Linked DNA regions of Homo sapiens: region 1 is linked to region 2. The links are chromatin contacts, found by Hi-C or POLR2A ChIA-PET in ENCODE. All regions are on one chromosome and are shown on one strand. The core of a region is the stretch at or near the end of the contact, and the rest is flanking DNA. Distances in the headings are between cores, read along the strand shown.

Region 1 (4,475 bases), core at 1,976-4,475, 390 kb before region 2:
TACACTGCAACCTCCGCCTCCCGGGTTCAAGTGATTCTCCTACCTCAGCCTCTGGAGTAGCTGGGACTATAGGCGCGTCCCACCACGCCGGGCTAATTGTTTGTATTTTTAGCAGAGTCAGGGTTTCACCGTGTTAGCCAGGATGGTCTTGATCTCCTGACATCACGATCCGCCCACCTTGGTTTCCCAAAGTGCTGGGAATACAAGTGTGAGCCACTGCGCCCAGCCCTAGGCTATACCTTTTTAAGCAGTCATGTATCCTACAAAAATATAGCGTTTCAACTACTATTTTGGGAGAATCTTTTTTAAATGTTTCTTTTTCTTTTCTTTTTTTTGTTCAAGCCATCTGCCTTCCTTGGCCTTCCAAAGTGCTAGGATTACAGGCTTGAGCCACCACGCCAGGCACAGGAGGAATATCTTAAGCAAACCCATTGTCCTACTACAGTAGCTAGTATGTGCTTCTAATGTAACAATTATCAAACACTTATCAAATAGTATTTAACTGTTTGTATTTTCCCTTACCAAACAGGAAGTGCTTACCTGCAGGGTTTTTGTCTAAATTTTTGAGTCTAGGGTCTAGCTTCATGCTGAGTACATAGTAAATGCTCAATTAAAAACAATTTTTTTTTCCTTTTTGGAGGGAGAGGGAGGACGGAAAAAAAGGAAAGAAAGGAAAAACGAAGGAAGAAAAAAGAGAGAAGGAAGAAGTCCATTTAGAATAGGAAGTTTATAACTGAACTACTAAATTTTTCACTTAAATCATTTAAACCTGATTTAAAGCATAAATATTATGTATAAATGTCTTAAATTAAAAATAGCGGCGGGGCGCGGTGGCTCACGCCTGTATTCCAGCACTTTGGGAAGCCAAGGCGGGCGGATCACGAGGTCAGGAGTTCGAGACTAGCCTGACCAACATGGTGAAATCCTGTCTCTACTAAAAAATACAAAAATTAGCTGCGCGTGGTGGCGTGCGCCTGTAATCCCAGCTACTCAGGAGGCTGAGGCAGGAGAATTGCTTGACCCCGGGAGGCAGAGGTTGCAGTGAGCCAAGATCGTGCCACTGCACTCCAGCCTGGATGACAGAGCGAGACTCCATCTCAAAAAATAGCAGCGGGGCGTGGTGGTTCATGCCTGTAATCCCAGACCTTTGGGAGGCTCAGACGGGTGGATCACCTGAGGTCGGAAGTTGGAGACTAGCCTGATCAACATGGAGAAACCCCGTCTCTACTAAAAATACAAAATTAGCCAGGCGTGGTGACTCATGGCTGTAATTCCAGCTACTCAGGAGGCTGAGGTAGGAGAATAGCTTGAACCTGGGAAGTGGAGTTTGCAGTAAGCGAGAATCGTGCCATTGCACTCCAGCCTGGGCAACAAGAGCAAAACTCCCGTCTCAACTCCATTTCTGTCTCTAAATGAATGAATGAATAAAGCATAGTAATGCTACAAAGTTGTTTTATTATGAAAATTTTAGGGCCAGGCGCCGTGGCTCGCGCCTGTAATCCCAGCACTTTGGGAGGCAGAGGCGGGTGGATCACCTTAAGTCATGAGTTCGAGACCAGCCTGCTCAACATGGTGAAACCTCGTCTCTACTAAAAATACAAAAATTAGCTGGGCTGGTAGTGGGCGCCGTAATCCCAGCCTTTCCGGATGCTGAGACAGGAGAATAGCTTGAACCTGGGAGGCGGAGGTTGCAGTGAGCCGAGATCATGCCATTGCAGTCCAGCCTGGGCAACAACAGTGAAACTCCACCTCAAAAAAAGAAAATTTAAAAACGTAGTTTATGTTTAAATATTACTTCAAATAGTTGTATGTCTTCCAGAATATATATTCCAAAATGAGGCCAGGCACAGTGTGGCCTCACACCTGAAATCCCAGCACTTTAGGAGGCAGAGGCGGGCAGATCACTTAGGCCAGGAGTTCGAGACCAGCCTGGCCAAAATGGTGAAACCCTGTCTTTACTAAAAATACAAAAATTAGCTGAGCGTGGTGGCGCACGCGTGCAGTCCCAGCTACTCAGGAGGTTGAGGCAGGCGAATCACTTGAACCAGAAGGCAGAGGTTGCAGTGAGCTGAGATTCTGCCACTGTACTCCAGCCTGGGTGGCAGAGAGAGATTCCATCTTAAAAAAAAAAATTTACTTCTCGTAAAACATTATACCAGTGTTCTCAAAGTGGGGGTCCCTGGACTAGCAACACCCACATCCCTTGGGATCTCCTAGAAATGGAAATTATCCAGTCCCTCCCTACATCTTTTGTATCAGAAACTCTGAGTGCCGGTTCTATCATTCTGTTTTAATAACTACTACAGGTGATTCAGATGCTATTCAAAGTTTGAGAACCACCAAAGTTAGTGCTAAAGTATGGATGAAGAAGCACCACTCAAGTTCAAATTTTTATATTGTTAGACAAAAAAAAGATTAAACTTAACTTTACGAAAACATTTTTTCCTCACTGTTAAAGTTCCCCACCACAGAACTTTTAGAACATATAGAAATTTAAAAACAACAGATGGAGGAAAAAAAATCTTCAACTTTTCACTTAATCATAAACTATTTGGTTTCCTCTTGTTACAGTTTCCACCCCCCAAATTATCCCCCACCTAAATTGTCACTTTTTTTTTTTAAAAGGCGTAATGTCTCTCACAGTTTTTAAGTTCTGTTCGTGGCAGCCTTCCAAAATCCTTCTCTAAAGTTACAGGAGGACATTATGTCAATTAGTAAGAGCATAGATCTGAAATCTGGCAAACATCAATTTCATTCCGACTGAGTCACTTAGTGATTAAGGTCAGTGTGTTTCAGCGTCTTTGAGCCTTGTTCCTTATCTGTAAACCCAAAACCTATCAGGGCTAACTGCGATGATGTCAGGAAAGCATTGATTCCAACCTCTGACGCCGCTGGCACTTTCAGAGGACCGAGAAGCCTCAGCTAAGGGCGCGGGAATGAGAAGCGGGTGAAGCACCTGATTGCCTAAACCACTCGTTTCCTTCCTCCAGCACTCAAAGATTAACCTTAGCTCCTTCCAAGGGTTCGTGGGGGAAAATTCGCCTCGAGGGACTGGGTACATGCATATTTTAAAAGGGTCTCCCAATGTGATTCCACGGGCTCACGGGCAGAAGAACACGCGAAGAGACGGAACTGGCCTCTATCCTATGCGAGGTCCCTTTAAGAACCTCGCCCTGTTGCCCTTCTCCCTCCCGCTCCTGGGCGGAGGCGGAAGCGGAAGTGGCGAGAAAGTGTCGGTCTCCAAGATGGCGGCCGCCTGGCCGTCTGGTCCGTCTGCTCCGGAGGCCGTGACGGCCAGACTCGTTGGTGTCCTGTGGTTCGTCTCAGTCACTACAGGACCCTGGGGGGCTGTTGCCACCTCCGCCGGGGGCGAGGAGTCGCTTAAGTGCGAGGACCTCAAAGTGGGACAATATCCTCTGTGGAGAACACCCCCCCATGGAGGCGAGGTAGAGTTGGGGTCGCAGGTGGGTCGCTGCCGTCAGGACTGGCTAGGGCTGTACTGAGTGAAAACGATAATCTGATCTGTGGCTTCTAATGACTGAAGGATCCCTGAAGGTGAACAGAGTTGTGGAGATGGGAGGGCCAGAGGCCACCCTTTGTGATTTCCTTATGATTTTACTAGTCATTGGCGCTTCCTCTTCTGATCCACTTTTTTTTTCTTTTTTATCAGTGTGCTTACTTGTTCAGTAAAACATGTAGATCCTGAAGTATGCCAGGCCCCGTTCTAGACACTAGTAATACAAAGATGGATAGTCTCTTACCCTGGAAATGTTTGCCAACTCTTCCTAGGGGGAAGACAAGTAATAACGATCTAGCCAATGTGTTGCCCATTTATCATTAACTTTATGTATATTATGCATATTACCTCATGTCATCTTCAAACTTCATGAGATGGTAGACTGCCAGACAAATTTCTTTCTGTTTTCTTTTTTTGAGACAGGGTCTTACTCTGTCGCCCTGGCTGGAGTACAGTGGCACGATCTCAGCTCACTGCAGCCTCCGCCTCCCGGGTTCAGTCAATTCTCCTGCCTCAGCCTCCTGAGTAGCTGGGACTACAGGCATGCGCCACCACACCCGGGTAATTTTTGTATTTTTAGTAGAGACGGGGTTTACGCCATGTTGGCCAGGCTGGTCTTGAACTCCTGGTCTCAAGCGATCCGCATCCCCCTCACCATGAACCACCGCGTGGGGACTCAGTGGATAAATTTCTGTTGCACTTTGCAACCTTGGGTGACCTATTTGAACTCTGTTTTCTCATGAGTAAAAACGTGGATAATTATGGGGCAAATTTAAAGGTTTATTGTAATGTTTATGTATTATTATATTATTTGTAGAGACAGACTTCTCGTTATGTTGCCCAGGCTGTTCTTCCCAAACTCCTGGGCTCCAGTGATCCTCCTGCCTCAAGTATTACTTAGCAATACTAAAAGTATATTTGTACATATGCTTATTGACTTGGACAAACTAGCAGCCTC
Region 2 (4,724 bases), core at 397-2,896:
TGATGAATGACCTAGAAATAGATGAACATACGAATAGAGACCATGACAACACATTAGTATGTACATCAAGGGGTATGTTGTGTTTCTCCCCAGTTCAAATCTTTATAATAAGAGTATTCATAGTCTGGTAAATTTATCAGAAGCTTCAGCTGAGAACAGAGATCAAAACGGCCCCAAATTCTGCCATGAGAACTCTCACTGCCAGCTCTAACCAGGAAGATTGTAGGAGTATGCATGTAAGAGAAAGGACTAGACCTTCATGCAGAGCAGTGACTGAAGGATACACTAATGTCATAAGCGTATTCCTGCCATAGTTCTAATTTCAACAGCTCAGTGGTCCATGACAACAGCCAGGGCACATATCGAACACAAGGTATATGCACCTTTTAATTCATAGGGCTGAGTCGGCTGAGGACAGAGTCAGTCTAAGGGTGGGGATACTCTCACCTTACATGGCTTCATTAGGTGAGGAGGGTAGGATAGGAAAAAAATCAAGCTTGGCCACCCATACTGTGAGCTAGGATTCAGAAGAAAGCGTAGTTTGACGACAATTTCTATTACTACCAGTCCATTGCACTTGCTGCCAGCTTTACTACCCAAATATTCACCCCAAACATGTCAAGAAAATTAAAAGGAAAAAATCATACAACAAAACATCCTCCTGAACTAATTCAATTTCAATATTTATTTTGAAAATTTATTGAATTATAGTAGAGGAAGCTGGCTGAATTAAGCCAGCCAGACTGTTATTTTTCTTCCTACGAGTATGGCAATATTTATTATTTTACCTCTCTATGAGGGGTTGATTAAAACTAGAAAATGTAACATTTGCAAAGTCATAATATATTCAGAAGAAGGTGGTTCAGATAGGCAAAATAAAAATATATAGGGGCCAATCAGAATTTTCTCTTCCATAACTTAGATTTTCTTTAAAAACTACATTTGGAAATAGACATTATGATTTTTTTAAAGGGCCACCCACTCTTTTGTCTGCTCCACACTCTACCTTCACTCTAGAAGAGGTGCCATTGACTTCTACAGATATAAAATGTGTGACGTTCATTTTAAAATTACTAGTAGAGCCTGCTATTGACCATCCAATTATGCCGAGTTCCATTTATAAACATAGCTAACCACTAAGTTTATGGAGACTTTTTGTGCTGCTTTAATAGGATATTGATCGAGCACATAGTTTGAGTAGACTGCCATTGAATTGTGTAATGGCAAACAAAAGGCAAGGTCACGGCAACTGTTCATGCTAGGGCTGCAATCTATTTTTTATTATATTCTTTTTGTTTCTTCCTTTAATGCTCGAGCCCAAATGGTTTCTTTTGAAAGAAGATCTTGCTTAAGAATATAAGCTATTTTAAAAATTAATTTCCATGCAATGATCACAGCTATCGTGTTACTTAACACAGGAAAACCAACAGGCCACTAGTTTAGAAAGAAAGTTTTAAATCTATCCCACTTTAATTAAGATCTAAAGTACTGCGAATGTTTAAATGGCACCCCAAATGACTGGATGTCTGGAATTTCTTATCCTACACCCATTTCCTCATTAGTCCTTCTGTGCAAGAACATTTTGTATTTTCAAGTTTGGGCTTGTTCCTACCCAAGAGTTTCGTTTTCTTGTTGTGCCTTGTAGCCGAGTTCATTCTGTCTTAGAAGTTCCACCATGTCAGGTTAGAATATTGCCAATAGTTCTTACTAAATTACTAGCCTGAAAATCTAAGCATCTGAATATGGGTACTTGAAAACGTAACAAGGACCCAGAGACTTCAAAAAGAACTTTAGAAATGAACTGCAATTTGGATGTTAATGACAATTCCTGTGTGAAAATATAGAAAGAGCGCACATTTCTAAGGCAGAAAACAGCCACTAGGGTGCCACCTCATGCCAGGCTGAGGCATATGCCTGGTTCCATTCACTCCCACTCTCCATTGACAAACAACTCAGGAATCCTGTAGTGGACCCGGCAGCTGAGCTTTGTGGCAGAGCCAGGACAATTCAGCTGCCGGATTTTAATAGATTCTGCAGCACTGCAACAGGAACCAAAAATCAGTCCGGGTAACTGAGAGTGGTTTTCACACCCAAAGACTCTAAGGCTGGCCACAGTGTACTGAGAATCCTGGCTTTTCAAAATTCCAGGGCCATGAAGTCATCCTTAGCCACGAAGTTTACTTAACCCTTGCAGCCGGCTTGGGTGTACAAACCGCCGCTAGAAAATTAGAGCCCACCAGGCCAGAGTCACAATGGCCTGTGTGTATTTGCGGTTTTCCTCTTTCCCAGTGAAGTAGTTAGGGTTTCGAAGTCACTCCACCAACTTCAAGTAAAATAGAGTCAGCAATTTGGAAGGAAATGGGCAGAAGTAGTGGATTTTTCAGGAGAACTTTCTGGGTTCCTACCAGGAGTGATATTTGACAGCCTTAGCACTCATACTTTGAGGAAAACACTAGCGCAAAATAAACAAAAGAGTGGGTGCTGACAGAGAGAGCTATCTAAGCAGCATCACTTAGCAGCTAGTAGAGTGGGCTCTCTTTGTAGCAACTTCAAGGGAAAGAGACCAATCTAAAAATGCCTTGAGAAGGCTTTGTTTGAAAATGCAGCATCATGTAAGAGCCATTTCAACAGATGGTTCTTGTCTCTTTCCTCATAGTATTATGCTAAAACAACTTTAGTGATTCTGAACCACATTGTTAACACTTGTAAAACCCCCTTCCCCAAAGCAGAGAATACTTCTCTCTCTCTCTCTGGCACAGCATCTAGTGGTCTGTATTTTCCTCCTCCCCTGGAACAAGGCAATAAATAATTGAGCTACTTTCAGATGGTCCTACCACATGGGGGAAAAACTAGCAAGAGAACAAATATAGATTTTTATGCTACAGTATTTTCTTTGCCATGGAAGCAGAACTTTCCATTCTTGCCTTTCGTGGACTTTAGATGATAATGAAAAAAAAAATTAAAAGGTGGTAGGCAGGAGGCAAGGAGGAAAGGGGAGTTCACGGAAGATTGCAGCTTCAGTTGGCCAGCAGGAGTCCCTGATTCCAACAGGTTCATGTATCTGATCAGTATAATTCAATGGCAAGCATCCTTGTTGCCTCATCCCTCACCTCTGAATTTGTGAGGCTAAGCCAGCAGCTTTCTCCTGAGTTTCTCTGCCATTGCCACCTTGGTAGTAACGCTATTAAAAACAACACACTTAGGACATAGTTATTTCAGTGAATCCACATGAGGAAATACTGAAATAGCACCTCCCTCCTCTCTTACATTTAAAAGGAAGAAAATGAAAAACAAAAACTAACTGGAAACCTAGTGTAAGTAAATATTTGTATTAGCAAATTTAAAAATCGAATACTAAAGATCCAGAAAGGGAGAAAAATCTCAACCTAAGCCATCATTAATGATGACTGTGAAATTTTCAGCCCATGTAAGTAGTCATAATTAGGTATAATTGCAGGGGACTGGATGGGGCTGGGATAGATAACAGAAGGTTAAGAAGAAATCTGCAAAACAGTCAGAGATTGTAGGACACTGAGACCATCAAAAACATCTAAGTGAAAGGCATAACTATGGAGAGAGTAAAAAGATCAGTGGTGGGGAGTGGGAGGTAATGAATAGGTGGAGAACAGGAGATATTTAGGGCAGTAAAACTATTCCATATGATACCATAATAGTAGCTACCCATCACTATGCATTTGTCAAAACCCACAGAATGTACAAGAGTGAACCCTAAGGTAAACTGTGGACTTTAATTATTAATTATGCGTCAATACTGGCTCATGAATTTTAACAAATGTACCACACTAACAAACGATGTTAACAATAGGGGAAACTGTTTTGGAGGAGGGGTATACGGGACTTCTGTACTTTCTGTTAACCTAAAACTGTAAACCTAAAAAACTGCCCTAAAAAAGAATAAAGTCTGTTAATTAAAAACAAACTCACACCTAAAAACAAATCCAGGAAAAAAAATTAATTAAGTATCTTACTTGCTTTGGTTTACATGAAAATAGTTTTAACCTTTTTTTAATGCACAAATTAATAAGCTAAAAGTGTATCAAATCAACAAGAACTGATTATTCAATAAAAGCACAGAATCCTTGGATTCTATTTAGTTCTATAATGCAATTATAGGAGAGGTTTTGATGAAAAGGTAGGCAGTCAGCTAGCTGAGTAGAATAAAGGAAAAAGAGCAAGTTGCTTAACCTCTTGGAGCATCACAGACTCCATCTATAAAAAGGGACAGTAACACCAACCATGGGAGGATTGAATGAGATAATGCTTACAAAGTACCCAGCACAATGCCTGGTACATGGTATATGCTTGATAAATGCTAGCTACTCTAATTTTTCATATTATATGACATCACACTCCTAACAGGGCTAACATCATGTGTTTAATCACCTTTTGTGCCAGTTAGCTTATTTCTTTTTTTTTTTGAGATGGAGTCTCGCCCTTGTCACCCAGCCTGGAGTGCAATGGCATGATCTCAGCTCACTGCAACCTCCGTCTCCCGGGTTCAAGCGATTCTCCTGCCTCAGCCTCCCGAGTAGGTGGGATTACAGGCGCCCGACACCACACCTGGCTAATTTTGTATTTTTAGTAGAGATGGGGTTTCTCCATGTTGGCCAGGCTGGTCTCGAACTCCCAACCTCAGGTGATCCACCCGCCTTGGCCTCCCAAAGTGCTGGGATTACAGGCATGAGCCACCGCGCCTGGCCAGT

What was found. A loop is a pair of places that touch in the nucleus more often than their neighbours do. ChIA-PET counts read pairs that join two places held with the same protein, here RNA polymerase II (POLR2A). Pooled maps may share reads with other maps.
Region 1: a pooled map shows a loop between it and region 2 (4-fold over the local background). The contact joins the promoter of TM2D1 here to the enhancer-like site in region 2. A Hi-C loop is called at or near these places in 1 of 37 single-sample maps with no recorded cell type and 8 of 50 pooled maps. POLR2A ChIA-PET finds 5 or more read pairs at or near these places in 1 of 52 experiments (HEK293).

The regions. Positions count from the first base shown.
Region 1 is chr1:61,723,891-61,728,365 of GRCh38, reverse strand. TM2D1 (TM2 domain containing 1) reads left to right here and starts at 3,225. Exons shown (of 7, transcript NM_032027.3): 1 at 3,225-3,409. The coding sequence starts at 3,246. RefSeq lists enhancers at 2,550-3,235, 2,884-3,543, 2,580-3,779, 3,236-3,923.
Region 2 is chr1:61,335,558-61,340,281 of GRCh38, reverse strand. All of the region lies in intron 4 of NFIA (nuclear factor I A), which reads right to left. Among named protein-coding and RNA genes, the nearest start is that of NFIA-AS1, 84 kb to the right of the region's middle. Within about 2 kb of position 1,646, at least 32 of the 41 ENCODE cell types and tissues checked have a DNase peak (open chromatin) inside an H3K27ac peak, as active enhancers do.